2 separate regions of the Mus musculus genome follow, and region 1 is linked to region 2. The links are chromatin contacts, found by Hi-C or POLR2A ChIA-PET in ENCODE. All regions are on one chromosome and are shown on one strand. The core of a region is the stretch at or near the end of the contact, and the rest is flanking DNA. Distances in the headings are between cores, read along the strand shown.

Region 1 (6,457 bases), core at 728-3,227, 49 kb after region 2:
CTTTCTTTCTTTCTTTCTTTCTTTCTTTCTCTCTCTCTCTCTCTCTCTCTCTCTCTCTCTCTCTCTCTCTCTCTCTCTCTCTCTCTCTCTCTCTCTCTCTCTCTCTCTTTCTTCTTTTTGGAAAGCAACACCATCAGTAACCAAAGAAAAATGATTCCTATAGGGCCCATTTCCCCCCACCTCTCCTTGGTAGTTTCATTTGCCGATTTGAGGATGATAGTAGGATGCATTTTGGGTAGGCTAGGGTAATATGGGTACCTGCACATATGCCTGAGACAGATCTAACTTATTAAACAAAAACTCTCTGAGATATAAAAGCAAAGCTCTCTGGCAGCAACAACAAAACCTCCCAAATTTATCTGCATCAAATGACTGAAATGTTAATAGATGTTTTAATTATGTCTATGCAGAAGGTTTGCATACTCTCAGAGTTCCCGAGCCTACAAGCAGATCCCAGAAAGAAGGAACTCATCAATCCTTTGGATACATTAATACATGAACGTGTAGAAATACCCCCAAATGGAAGATTAGAGGGGAAAAAACTAACTAATAGAACCAGGGGGAGGTTCACACTGCGCTAAGAACTGGAGCCAAGAAGGTGTGAGTCTCTTTTACATGGGCACCATTTTTTTGGCAAACAAGGACACAGGGGTTAAAATTTAGTTTCCTGTTCTTAACTAGCTTCTTCTTTCTCTGGCTTTATTGAAATTGTGCATTTGCTAGCTAAAAATCTAGATACTCTTTAAAAGTCTCTGTTTAATATATCGTTAATTTTTTTTCAAACAAAATCAAGAGAAAGCAAAAGCTCCTTCCTTCACTTACAGTAGATGTCCACGTGGATACTTCGTTCCAGCTTCCCAGAGCCACATGTTGCTGTGCACAGGTAAGAGTGTTCATTCTCAAAACTGACAGGCTCCATGGTCAGAACGGACTTGGACCCCTCCGTCCTCACCTTCGCGTTTAGTGGGCTGTCTATCTGGGTTCTCCATGAGAACAATGGTGACTCGCAGCCCGTAGTGCTGCAAGTGAGGGCCATGGAGTCACCGATTTGAGCAATCGTTTTGTATTCAGGGGAGATCTCGATTTTAAAAGCTTGAGCTGAAAAGAGAGAGAGAGAGAGAGAGAGAGAGAGAGAGAGAGAGAGAGAGAGAGAGAACAAGTTTACCATGGTCTGCCCCATACTGTGTCCTTTTTCTCTTGCGCAGCAATACAGTGTCCAAAGCACAGCTGGGATGATCTACTTTTTAAACTGTCTCAGACTAATAGCACAAGACAGACCCAAAGCCCTGAAGTTGCTCTTGAGGAAGGTGCTGGAATCGTCACCGCGAAGAAGAATGCTCAGTTCTGACTTTGAAGCCCATTGCACAAAGTTTTTTTTTTTTTTTTTTTTTTTTTTTTTGTCACTTTCTAAGCTTGATTTCATTGTCGAATACAGGAAACTAAAGAGATAGACCCACTACCGATATAATCCAAATTACTCATTTGACAGTGGAAAGAAAATCCGTCCCCAGCTCTGTCAGAATACTGGCTCTTATAGCAAAGCTCTGTAGTACACCAGAAGCTGTAGATGTGTGAAATAGGTCAGGAACTTACAGACTGCAAACAGTATCCAAAGTACCGTTGAGGCTCCCAAGACCGCGACCATCTTCACAGGCATTTCAAGTCTCTGCTTCAAAGCCTTCTTTGTGCCCCACGTGAAAAGTGTCTGGGAAAAGTGTTCAGCCTCCAAAGCCAGCCGGGCTGGTGTGAGTGAAATAGAAAGTCTGCTCTTTATAAAGGGTCTTGCTAGAGAGGCGGAGGGAAATCCCTTCAAGGGGAAACCCAGAGCCAGGGAAAAAGTTTAACTGACAGCCAGCCAAGTCCCCACGTTAACCCCTTCAGCTGCTTTCTGGGCTGAAGTCATTCTGAGTCCTGGGAAACACGACACTTCCAAGTATATAAATCTCTGGCTTTTCCTGACCTTCAGCTCCGAAAGGGCTATCTCTCCTGAAAAGATGATTGCAAAATGAAACTGCCAACAGTGTGTGTGTGTGTGTGTGTGTGTGTGTGTGTGTGTGTGTGACAGCAAAGACAGAGATCACTCAGTAAATAACCACTGACTTTTCTTCATTAAGAAATGCATTTGCAATTTAAAAAATAAAAATTGTTCTCTTTCAACAAAAAAAGGAAAATATCCTTTATTTGTTTTTATTGACCCATTATCATGAGTCACTCTTTTAGAATGTGAGTCAGTAGTTCTTATTTTTATACTCTTTTATTCATAAGTGAATTTTTGACAAAAAAAAAACCTCCCTGAAATAACTTTCTGAAGTAGTAAATGAAAGGACGTTGATGCAGAATGAAGGGAATTATCTTTTCTTTTGTTTGACAATGCCCCAGCCCTTTGACCCATTGCTGGATGACAGGAAGTCTTTTGCAGACTTGAACGCTAAAAAATGGGATCTGTCTGCTAAATTTTTGTGGTGGATTTCTTTGGCTGCATTATTTAGCCACAAGTCCAATTGAATATGTAAACAGATTAGCTTTAGGAGATGAATTGACAACCATTTTTTTATTATTATTTTCTACTCCCAGTGAAATGACTTTTTGAAAGACTCAATTAAGTGTCTTAAATGCCTCTGTAGGTCTTACACATGCATAGCCCATGTCCTTGCAAAATGCTTGCCCATCAGAAAGAAACCGGAATAGCCACTTCCTTGTATTATACACATGTGGGTTTACCTCCCACATGGCATTATCAGTTCCCTGCATGGCCAGGACTAGTTCTTATTCATAGTTGTTTCTATTCCATATATATATATATATATATATATATATATATATATATATATATATATATAATGGTTTTATATATAACGACTATAAAACCTGCAGCATCTTCTAGATGTTTAAAATCTAGAAGAGAAACGTTCAAAATACTGAATGTAGTTCATAAGTGCCACGTGAGAGAAAAAAATAATTCCACAAGAAAGGTATAGTTCCCAGACATCTGGGCACATGTAAAATTAACAGTATCATGTCATTGGACAAAGGCTATCAGTGAGACCCACAGTCGCCAACTGCTCCAACCTGGCAGGAGAGACTTCTGAATTCCCTCTTGAGAATACATGTGGCTCCCACTGAGAGGCAAGTATAAAAGGGAAGTTGAGGGATATATTTTAGGGCTATGACGACATATCCAGGGATCGATGACATTAGCTGCCATGTCATCTAGAGGACCTCAACAATGTCATGTCATAAAAGGAGAGTATAGACTACCCCCTACTGATTCTCACCTTCTCCATAGATCAAAGGCATGTAAGAAAATGTTAATCCATGTCTTTGACACTTAAAAATAAATAACTACTTGGATCATGCAGACTCATCTTATTTGGTATCAGTTCTCACCCAAGTGAGTGGAGAAATAATTCCTATCAGGAAAGGAGAATAGTACATACAACAGAGGAAGTGAAAAAAAAAACTATTTGGTGGATTCCACAAGGTCAAATCCTTCCTCGTTTAAGAACCACTACTCTAACATATAGCTAAAGAACTCTCCGTGGCTATGTAGATCTTTTATAGCAGCTTCATTAGAGACCCAAGAGCCTGAAGTTTGAAGTTGGATCAGTTGTTTTTGAAGCAAATACTGAGGACCAAGATTAAGCCAGTCCTAATTCTGCAGTCCTTATATGGTTAATCATCATGATTTTCCTATGGCCGTTCCTTCACCAAACATCACGTCTGTGTCTCAGATGTAAAATACAAAAAGTAAAGGGAAAGGACTCAAAGGCATGGAGCCTGCCTTCTTTGAAGGAGCTTCCCAAGAAGTTGGGGGGGGGTGTGGGGGCTTTCACTGATGTCTCACTGAAAAGGCCAATGCCCCATGTCAATCAAGATTCTGTCGGTAAAGCAGGGCAGAAATGGATGCCAAGTTAGGCAGGCAATTAGCATTCTACCTGTTTCTAATTCAGTGGAACTCACAGAGTGTTTTTTTTTTGGGGGGGGGGGACTGCTGTATAGGCACTGTGGCGCTCTAGCAATACGGAAACACTGGCAAGGACAACATTTTGAGAATGAAAAAGACTGTCATGATATCAATGAAAGATTTCCACAGATCATAATCAAGGGACCATTGGTTTGTCTGCAAGTCAAGGAAAATAATTTCTCTCAGTGATCTAAGTTTAAGATTTTCTAAAGTTAAACTGTAGAGAGAATCGTGCTAAGACAGTTGGTGTCATAAAGTCATTGTGACTTTTGGGGATTTTGAGGAAAACCTTACTAATATCACTGAGAGTAAGAAAAAAAAATATATATATATTCAATAAAATACACACATACTATGTATATTGATTGAATTTTCACAAAGAGGATGTTTTGTTACACAACAGAAAGGTTTTCAGTATTAAAAAAAAAGTCTCAGGAAGGAGAGATGGCTCAGTGGTTAAGAGCACTGACTGCTCTTCCAGAGGTCCTGAGTTCAATTCCTAGCAACCACATGGTGGCTCACAACCATACGTAATGGAGATCTGATGCCCTCTTCTGGTGTGTCTGAAGACAGCTACAATGTACTCATAAACAAAATAAATCGTTTTTTTTTTTTTGTTTTGTTTTTTGTTTTTTAATTCTCCTCTCCACTTTGTAAGTTCACTTAGGAGTATTTGAATTTTTTCATTGGTGCTCTGGGTGTGCCATGTGTTTGTGTATAGCAATTCGAGTAAACAGAGATGTGCTTGCCTAGTTCTGTCTCCTTGGGATGACCTCTAAGGTTTCTACTAACCCCCTTCTGTGAGTTTTTATAAAAACAAAACATGCACACACATGCACACGCACACACACACCAGATTGCCTTGAACTGATTGTACTCTCCCTGTTTCAACAGCTTTTACCTTCTGGCCCTTAGAAGGCATTCATGCTCATCTCTACTTTTACCTGGCTTGATGTTAGATCTGTTTCAGGTGTCTATAAAGTGATATAAAATAAATAAGATATTTCTTCTGGGGCAGTAATTCTAGACTTTTTTTTCTTTTTCTAGTAACATTTCACAGTTTTAAAATTCTTTACCTAATCTTCAACCAAAGTGCATTTTGGTCACTGCTTTTGAGCTGGGAGAAAAGGGAGGGGGGGTGTTATCTTTATATTCACAAGATCAGGAAACTCAGAAGTTCGGTTGTTTGCGAAATATCAGACAGTGAGTGATCCTGGCAATAAGAAACAAGAATTGCGTTTTAAAACCAGTTTTCCTTCCCCAGGGATTTCTACGTGGTACACTCTATTCGACCAAGCCACCTTGATGTCTGCAGAAGGGTTTCACCTTTCCTTCAAGCATTAATGCCACCATGAGATTTGACAGTTAGACTAGGGTAGTCATAATGACCCAAGACTGTGCCCATTTCTCAACTGATGAATAATAACTTCCTAGTACCACCTTAGAGCTACTGTTTTGTATGTTAATACCATAAGAACATACAATGAGCAATCCAAATCGTCTGTAGTTACCCACAAACAAAAGGAACGAGCAGACAGTATGGGAACACCCTAGGACTTAACACAGTGAATCTAAGTGTAGAACTCCACTTGGCCCTTATTGAAGCTTAGAATGAAAATTAGTGAAGTCCCTGAGCTTGCAAACATCCCTGCTCCCATAATCTAGTAGCTGCTTCCAGTGGATCCAGGTGGGAGTTCTTTTGATGAGAGCTCTATACACTTCCTCAATCATTCAATCTGACTCCAAATAAATTCCCTTTCTCACAGTGAGGATTTAAGAAAATAGTCAGGTCTTTGCCCATTCTAAATGATTGTAAAAACACGTGTTTACATTACTGAGAGGAGACTTGGAGAAGGCGTGGCACGAGCTCGCAGTTGACAAGAATGAGGAAGCAAGTGAAAATGAACAACTAAGGTAGTGGGAGTAGGGGAATCACTGTAAACCATGCGTGCTGTATCCACTTAAAAATGGCTCCTGCAAGTAGGGGGTCAGAGTTTATCACATGAAAGAAGTAAGAAATTGTATTTTTCTGCTATTCAACTATCTCACAAGTGTATTTCCCCAAGGTATAATGCCTTTGGAAATCTCCCCTGAAAATATGATAGCTTTTACAAATAATTGATTATAGTTTGAATCTTTCTTAGACAGCACTAAAGGTTTCTTTTAGGAACCTAATGGATATTTAAAGAACTGCAGCTCAGCAGCAAATGCTAAAACCATTTTAGCATTTTTAGGGTACACAAAGAAAAAAGTAGTCAGAAAAGAGGGAGCAGAATTGTTCTCTCTGTCTGTAGATGGAAGAGTAATAGGAGGTGAGGTTCTTCAATCCCAAGGGCAAAGTTTTCTCATCTGCAGAGCAAAAGGGGATCCAGATCCAGTGTCCCCAAACCACTCTGTTTTGTCATGATGAGTTCTAGACCAATGAGTAGCCTACGAATAGTGGTCTCCTGCCCCAAATGTCTCAGGATTTATGTCCACAGGCAATGAAACAGA
Region 2 (6,181 bases), core at 3,221-5,720:
GCTGGGTATGGAATCTATTACCTCCTCTCTCTTTCATGGCTAAAAAGGGTCTCTTTCTCTATTGTGTAATTCTCTTCATTCCTCGGACCAGAAAACCCGGCTAAATATCTTTGCCCAATGATTAGCTTCTGCTGTCTTTATTTAGCCAACCAAACAAATAGGGAAACTTCCCCTACAACTTTGTGTGAAAGACATTTGGGAAAGAAATATATGGCTAATTTTCTCCAATTGGATAAAGGTTGATAATTGAAACTACTTGTATTCCCTGTGATTGCTCAGGAAAGAGTGATCTCAGAAGATGAGGATTTAAATAATCTAGTAAGGAATATGACTCACTCTGTGAATGAAAATCAACCTCTCTCTTTTGAAATCCCTGGTCCATGAACAAAGTGACCATGGTAGCAGGGCTGGAAGTTTACGTTTTCCTTAGGTACATACCATAGTCTAACACAGGATTTATATCCAGCTCTAATTTCAGAGTCTACAATGGTTCATCAGCGTGGTATGTGTTGTGGGGGGAAGTGGGGATTGTGTTCATCAGTAACTTAGTTTCTACCAGGGAGATGGCTAAGCAACACAGACACTTCCTCAGATGAAACTGAGATGATTTATGGGTAAATTAAGTAAACGGGTCCAGTAACCATGCTCATTGTTGTTTTTATTGTGTAGCAGTAATTTAAAAAGAGCTATTCCTCTGAGTCCTTATGGTCATGTTCTAACCATTAGCATCTCCTCAGAGTGTGAATAGCCATTGACAGCATTTATTAAACGATTACCACATATTCATCTCAATCGAGCAGGTAACTTCTTCCCCCTTCCTGCACACTAGGTCTCCGCTGCTTTTGCTTTACCCAGGACCATTTTTCAAGGCAACATCTTTGAGTTGCTCTCCACCATTTATTACGCTTAGATTGGATGCTGTAGATATATCTATGTGAGAGCATTTTCTGATAGCAAGGGCATCGCTTCATGTTTGCCTGCAAGTGTTGTTTCTCCTGACTTAATTGGAGCCATAAAGTCTAAGCAGGCAACTGCTGCTTACTCTGAAATGTTATTTATAACATAGACTTGAGAGACTCTAGGCTGTAAAAGAAGAAGGGTATGTCACGACCACGGACAAAACATTTTACTTGTATTTGTGTTCAGCTTCTTTCATTGAGTTCTCTGTCCTGGGCTCGACAGATAACTCTTTCCATAAGCACATTGCTTTACAGCAACCAGTACCAATTATTTTCAAGGTTAATGACTTTTCTGCTCTTGCCACCAGCTCCATGCTACTGGTTTCTCCCCCACTCAATTTTTCTTCCATCATAGTCTGAGTTTGTATGTTCAACCATAAATCCGAGCGTGTGCTTTATCTTTATAAATCCTTCTTGGCTTCCTGTTCCCTTCAGGGAAAGGAACCCAGTGTTGTCACCTGGCTTATAAAACATCTAACCCAGACCTAGGTTTCTCCTCAAGCTATCTTCCCTGATAGTCTTATCTAGAACTGTTTCCTTCCCCGGTCATAGGCGAATTCCAAACTGTCTTTTTTCTTTCCAGTTTATCTCATGACTTTTAAGTCTTGTGTAGATAATTTTTAAGATGCATTTTTAATTTTATGTCTATGTGTGTCTAGCCTGCATGTATATAAGTGTACCATGTGTATGTTTGGTGCCCTCAGTGCCCCAAAGGTGATAGATCCTCTGGAACTGATATTATAGATGGTTGTTTGCCACCACATCAGTTTCTGGGAACTGAACCTGGGTCCTCTGCAAGAATGGTAAGTGTTCTTAACCACAGAACCATCTCTCCAGACATCTGTGTGGCTATATTTGATTGACATGCAAAAGGATTTGTGTGTTTAATGTGTCATGTTGATGAGCTTGTAGATAAGTGTATATTCATGAAATATAAGCACACTCAGTTTGATAAACATGCCTGACTCTTCCAATTCCTTTGATTTTTTTTTCAGCTAGAAAATATCTTCAAACAGTCTCCGTTCAGCCCTTACATAAGCCATTCCTTGAAGCTGCCGGCCAAGTCCATCTGTTTAGGGGACTAGCAGAGAATTTTGTTCCGTTTATAAGATGAATTTCATTGTGCAGTAGCTTCTCTGTTCATATGTCACTTTCCTACTAAGTCAAGAGCGCCACCTAGAATATCTTACACATCTTTGCATTCTCTGTGACTTGCATAGTTTGCCATGTAGCAAGTGCTTAAAAATGGCTGCTGAATGAAGGGAGAAAATCTCCCACCTGGTTAACAAGTATACATATTACTATTCTCAGGTGATAGCTCAATAATAAGACATAGATGTCATGGTCCCGGCACAAAAATTCTGATAACTAAAGCCTCAAAAGTGTCTAACTGAGCTAAACGGGCATCTCTCCAGCAGGATTTTGACACAAATAGGTGAACAGCACTGCTCTTCTGGGCCTGCTGTCATCTCCCGTTCAGCTCCAGAACAATTGTGAAATGAGCTTTTGGCTGACACTGATGACTTAGGAATTCAAGCTCTGTGAAATGCCACCTCTGTTTCTCTTCCCATCCCCCCACAGAAGGCCCAGGAAAAGCATTAGCTCTCCCGAGTTAGAGCAAATCCCTGCAGAAGGCAGAGTTCTCGTGCCCACATGGGATCGATAAGCTTTGGAACTGTAGGTGAGCATTCTCCTTCCTCTGTCCATAACTATTCACCACCCGCTATCCTTTGCAGAATCGTTAATAAACAACAGTAAAGAAACACACACACACAAAGACACACATACATGCACACGCACCATCTATAGTCTTTGGACAAATTCTGAAAAGCTTTTGCTTCCACTTGTTAGCTTTCTCCCATCCCAAAAGGCTCACTTTAAAATCTCCCTGGTCTGGGAGGATTTCTGGACTGCTCAACATGAAACTCAAGAAGAACGAAGACCAAAGTGTGGACACTTTGCCCCTCCTTAGAATTGGGAACAAAACACCCATGGAAGGAGTTACAGAGACAAAGTTTGGAGCTGAGACGAAAGGATGGACCATGTAGAGACTGCCATATCCAGGGATCCACCCCATAATCAGCTTCCAAACGCTGACACCATTGCATACACTAGCAAGATTTTGCTGAAAGGACCCAGATATAGCTGTCTCTTGTGAGACTATGCCCGGGCCGAGAAAACACAGAAGTGGATGCTCACAGTCAGCTATTGGATGGGTCACACAGCCCCCAATGGAGAGCTAGAGAAAGTACCCAAGGAGCTAAAGGGAACTGCAACCCTATAGGTGGAACAACAATATGAACTAACCAGTACCCCGGAGCTCTTGTCTCTAGCTGCATATGTATCAAAAGATGCCCTAGTCAGCCATCACTGGAAAAAGAGGCCCTTTGGACTTGCAAACTTTATATATGCCCCAGTACAGGGGAATGCCAGGGCCAAAAAGGGGGAGTGGGTGAGTAGGGGATTGGGGGGGTGGGTATGGGGGACTTTTGGGATAGCATTGGAAATGTAAATGGGGAAAATACCTAATTAAAAAAAAAGGAAAAAAAATAATCTCAGAAAGATAAAAAATAAAATAAAATAAAATCCCCCTGGTCTGGGAGGATTTCTGGACTGCTCAACTAGTTTTATCAATGTCAATATTTTCCTCAGCTATTGCCAGTTTTGATCATGGGCTACTGCCAAAATCCATGTATCATTCATCTGTGAGTTTTCCCCCATAGACAGACTGTTTATGAGCTCATATTCCAGTGACAGAAAGCATATGGGTTGACTCATTGTCCTGTAGCCAGCCCAGCATCAACAGTTTGCCTTCACTCGGCTAATTAAACCTTCAAGCCAGATAGCCGGTTATGCTCCTTCACACGCATGGCCAGAGTGTTTGGGAACAGAGAATTCTGGTCATCTTAACAACTGGCATGCTTTATCATATGTTTATGGCTCTTTATTTCTTACAGTCTGGATAACATACACATTTGGGGGGTCGCTCCATCAGTTCAGCAGTCTCCAACACAGCTGAGTCGTCAGCCCCGAAGTGTGATAACACAGGCATGCGCATAACAGCAGCATGGACTTCCTGTTTGAATTAGCAGATAATAGTAAGCACTTTCAAGAGCTCTCATTCAAACAGCGGAGAGGATGAACTAACTACACAGTTGCTTTCTCTAATTGCTAATAAAGACACCTATCATTAGATCTCTCTGTACAATTTGGGTTGTCAAAGTTACTATCACTGAAAACAATTTTATTTTTTTGAGAAAGGGTCTTACTATGTAGCTCCCGATGCCCTGGAACTCTCTATGTAGAACAAGCTGTTTTCAGATCATATTGTAGGAAAGAGAAAGAAAGGGGGAAAGAAACGGGATCTGGAAAGATGGAAACAGTGGTAAGAAAACATTTGTCCCTCAATCGGGAAGACTCAGAGATCCCCAGGGACACATGTGTAGATGGAGGAATTCACTCTGGAGAGTGTGTGGCCACAGTGGCGCTGTTTGCTGTGCCTGTCATCTTCCAGCACTACCTTGGCTGCTTCTGTTGCTTGGATTACTGCTCTGCACAGATGGGTGGAGTTGGTGGAAGACTCAGAAGTCGTCACCAATGGGTTTGTGTGGCCTCGGCCCCAGTTTTCTATCAGTAGCCTTAGCAAATCAAAGGCCTTTTCGCAGGAAGGATTCTGAAGTGTGTGACAAAAGACGTTGTGAGATTGCTCATAAAATAATATCTGTCTTCAGAGAGTGCTGGGCCCTCACAGACCATAGGGACTAGATGATTGTTGGAGTATAACCAACTCCCATTAATTACAATCCCACATGTCTTCTTCTTAAAGCCTTTCTTTCTGTATCCTGTGTTTTAATTCATTGCTTGACAAAACCCAGATGTTATTTTACTACATATTTTACTCTCAGCGGGGCACAAGCACAGACCCTATAACCATAAACATACTTCCATAGGAAAAGATTAAACAGTGGAAACCATATTAAGAAAAAAAATCCACATAGAAGGATATGAAAAGGAAATACTAAAAGAAGAGAAAGGCTGAAAGAAATGTTTTTTATATATGACATACTTCAGAGTCACTACATTGATATATAGCTAATTATACAAAAAAGTTTAGTGGTATAGAAGAAGCTTATGGAAGAATGAAACTGAGTCCTCACTCCCACCCTCCTGGTGGCTGTTTCTGATTCTTTGTTAACAGTTTGGTGCACAGGCAAACATTTAGAACCCAAGTATCCACATGAGCTCCTCAGCCCTCTCCCATCTCTAGAGGATGACTAGTCAGCAGTCTATGGAGAAGGAAGGACACTCCTTGAGTAAGGCTTGCTTAGAGAAATGTCTACTCAGAAGGGGATCTTAATGTCTCGTGATCCTTCTTGGATCACATGGCACATGGCTCCTGGTCACCTTCTAGACCAGTGTTTCTCAACCTGTGGGTCACAATGGCTCTGGGGGGGGGGGGTCAAATGACCCATCCACAGGGGTCACATCTCAGATATCCTGCCTATGTACATTATGATTCATAACAGTAGCAAAGTTAGTTATGGAGTAGCCACAAAATGATTGTATAGTTGTGGGTCACCACAACAGGAGGGAGTCTTATGAAAAGGTCAGAGCATGAGGAAGGTTGAGGATCACTGTTGTAGATCCCCAGAGGTCCCTCAGCAGGGAGCTCCTTGCCCTCTCAGCATTAGCTGTTGGTATGGAGAGTGTCTGCCTCTCTCCTTTCCTGTCGCCTGTGACAAGGTCCCAGTTTGTGGAAAGGAATGAGGCATGCTGCACTTTTATTATGACTCGCCCCGAGGTTCAGAGACAGCAGCAGCCTAGAAGCTAAAACCTTGGGATGCTGTTCTCATGTAACATACAAGACCCAGAACCAAAGCTGGGTCTCTTTGCTGAGAGCAAGGATCCTAAGAGATTATAACAGAAAATAAGACGTGATAATTGACATTAAAAACTCTACACAATAAAACAGACTGATTGGGAGTGGGTGGACATTCTAAATTTAGTTCCCTTTAAGATCATTCTTGCTAACGCTAATCAAAGACTTCCGCCTCCTTGTTTTTTCCTTTGAGTGAATCCCCATGAGCAGAGGATCATATCATGATTCACACTTAGACCAGTTGCTTCCAGATTCATATCACATCCATTTCCCACTAAATATTCAGATTCACACACACACACATACCGCATTTTCATACAATACACACACAGACAGGCACACT

Evidence for each region. Hi-C counts contacts between places; a loop is a spot of excess contacts on that map. ChIA-PET counts read pairs that join two places held with the same protein, here RNA polymerase II (POLR2A).
Region 1: a map of heart shows a loop between it and region 2 (3-fold over the local background). The contact joins the promoter of Vcam1 here to the enhancer-like site in region 2. A Hi-C loop is called at or near these places in 3 of 37 maps with a recorded cell type or tissue (all heart). POLR2A ChIA-PET finds 5 or more read pairs at or near these places in 1 of 5 experiments (Patski).

Annotation. Positions count from the first base shown.
Region 1 is chr3:116,127,711-116,134,167 of GRCm38, forward strand. Vcam1 (vascular cell adhesion molecule 1) reads right to left here and starts at 1,978. Exons shown (of 9, transcript NM_011693.3): 1 at 1,594-1,978; 2 at 823-1,098. The coding sequence starts at 1,657.
Region 2 is chr3:116,076,606-116,082,786 of GRCm38, forward strand. No RefSeq gene overlaps it. Among named protein-coding and RNA genes, the nearest start is that of Gm26344, 14 kb to the left of the region's middle. Within about 2 kb of position 4,471, at least 1 of the 3 ENCODE cell types and tissues checked has a DNase peak (open chromatin) inside an H3K27ac peak, as active enhancers do; it is heart, where a contact is called at or near this core.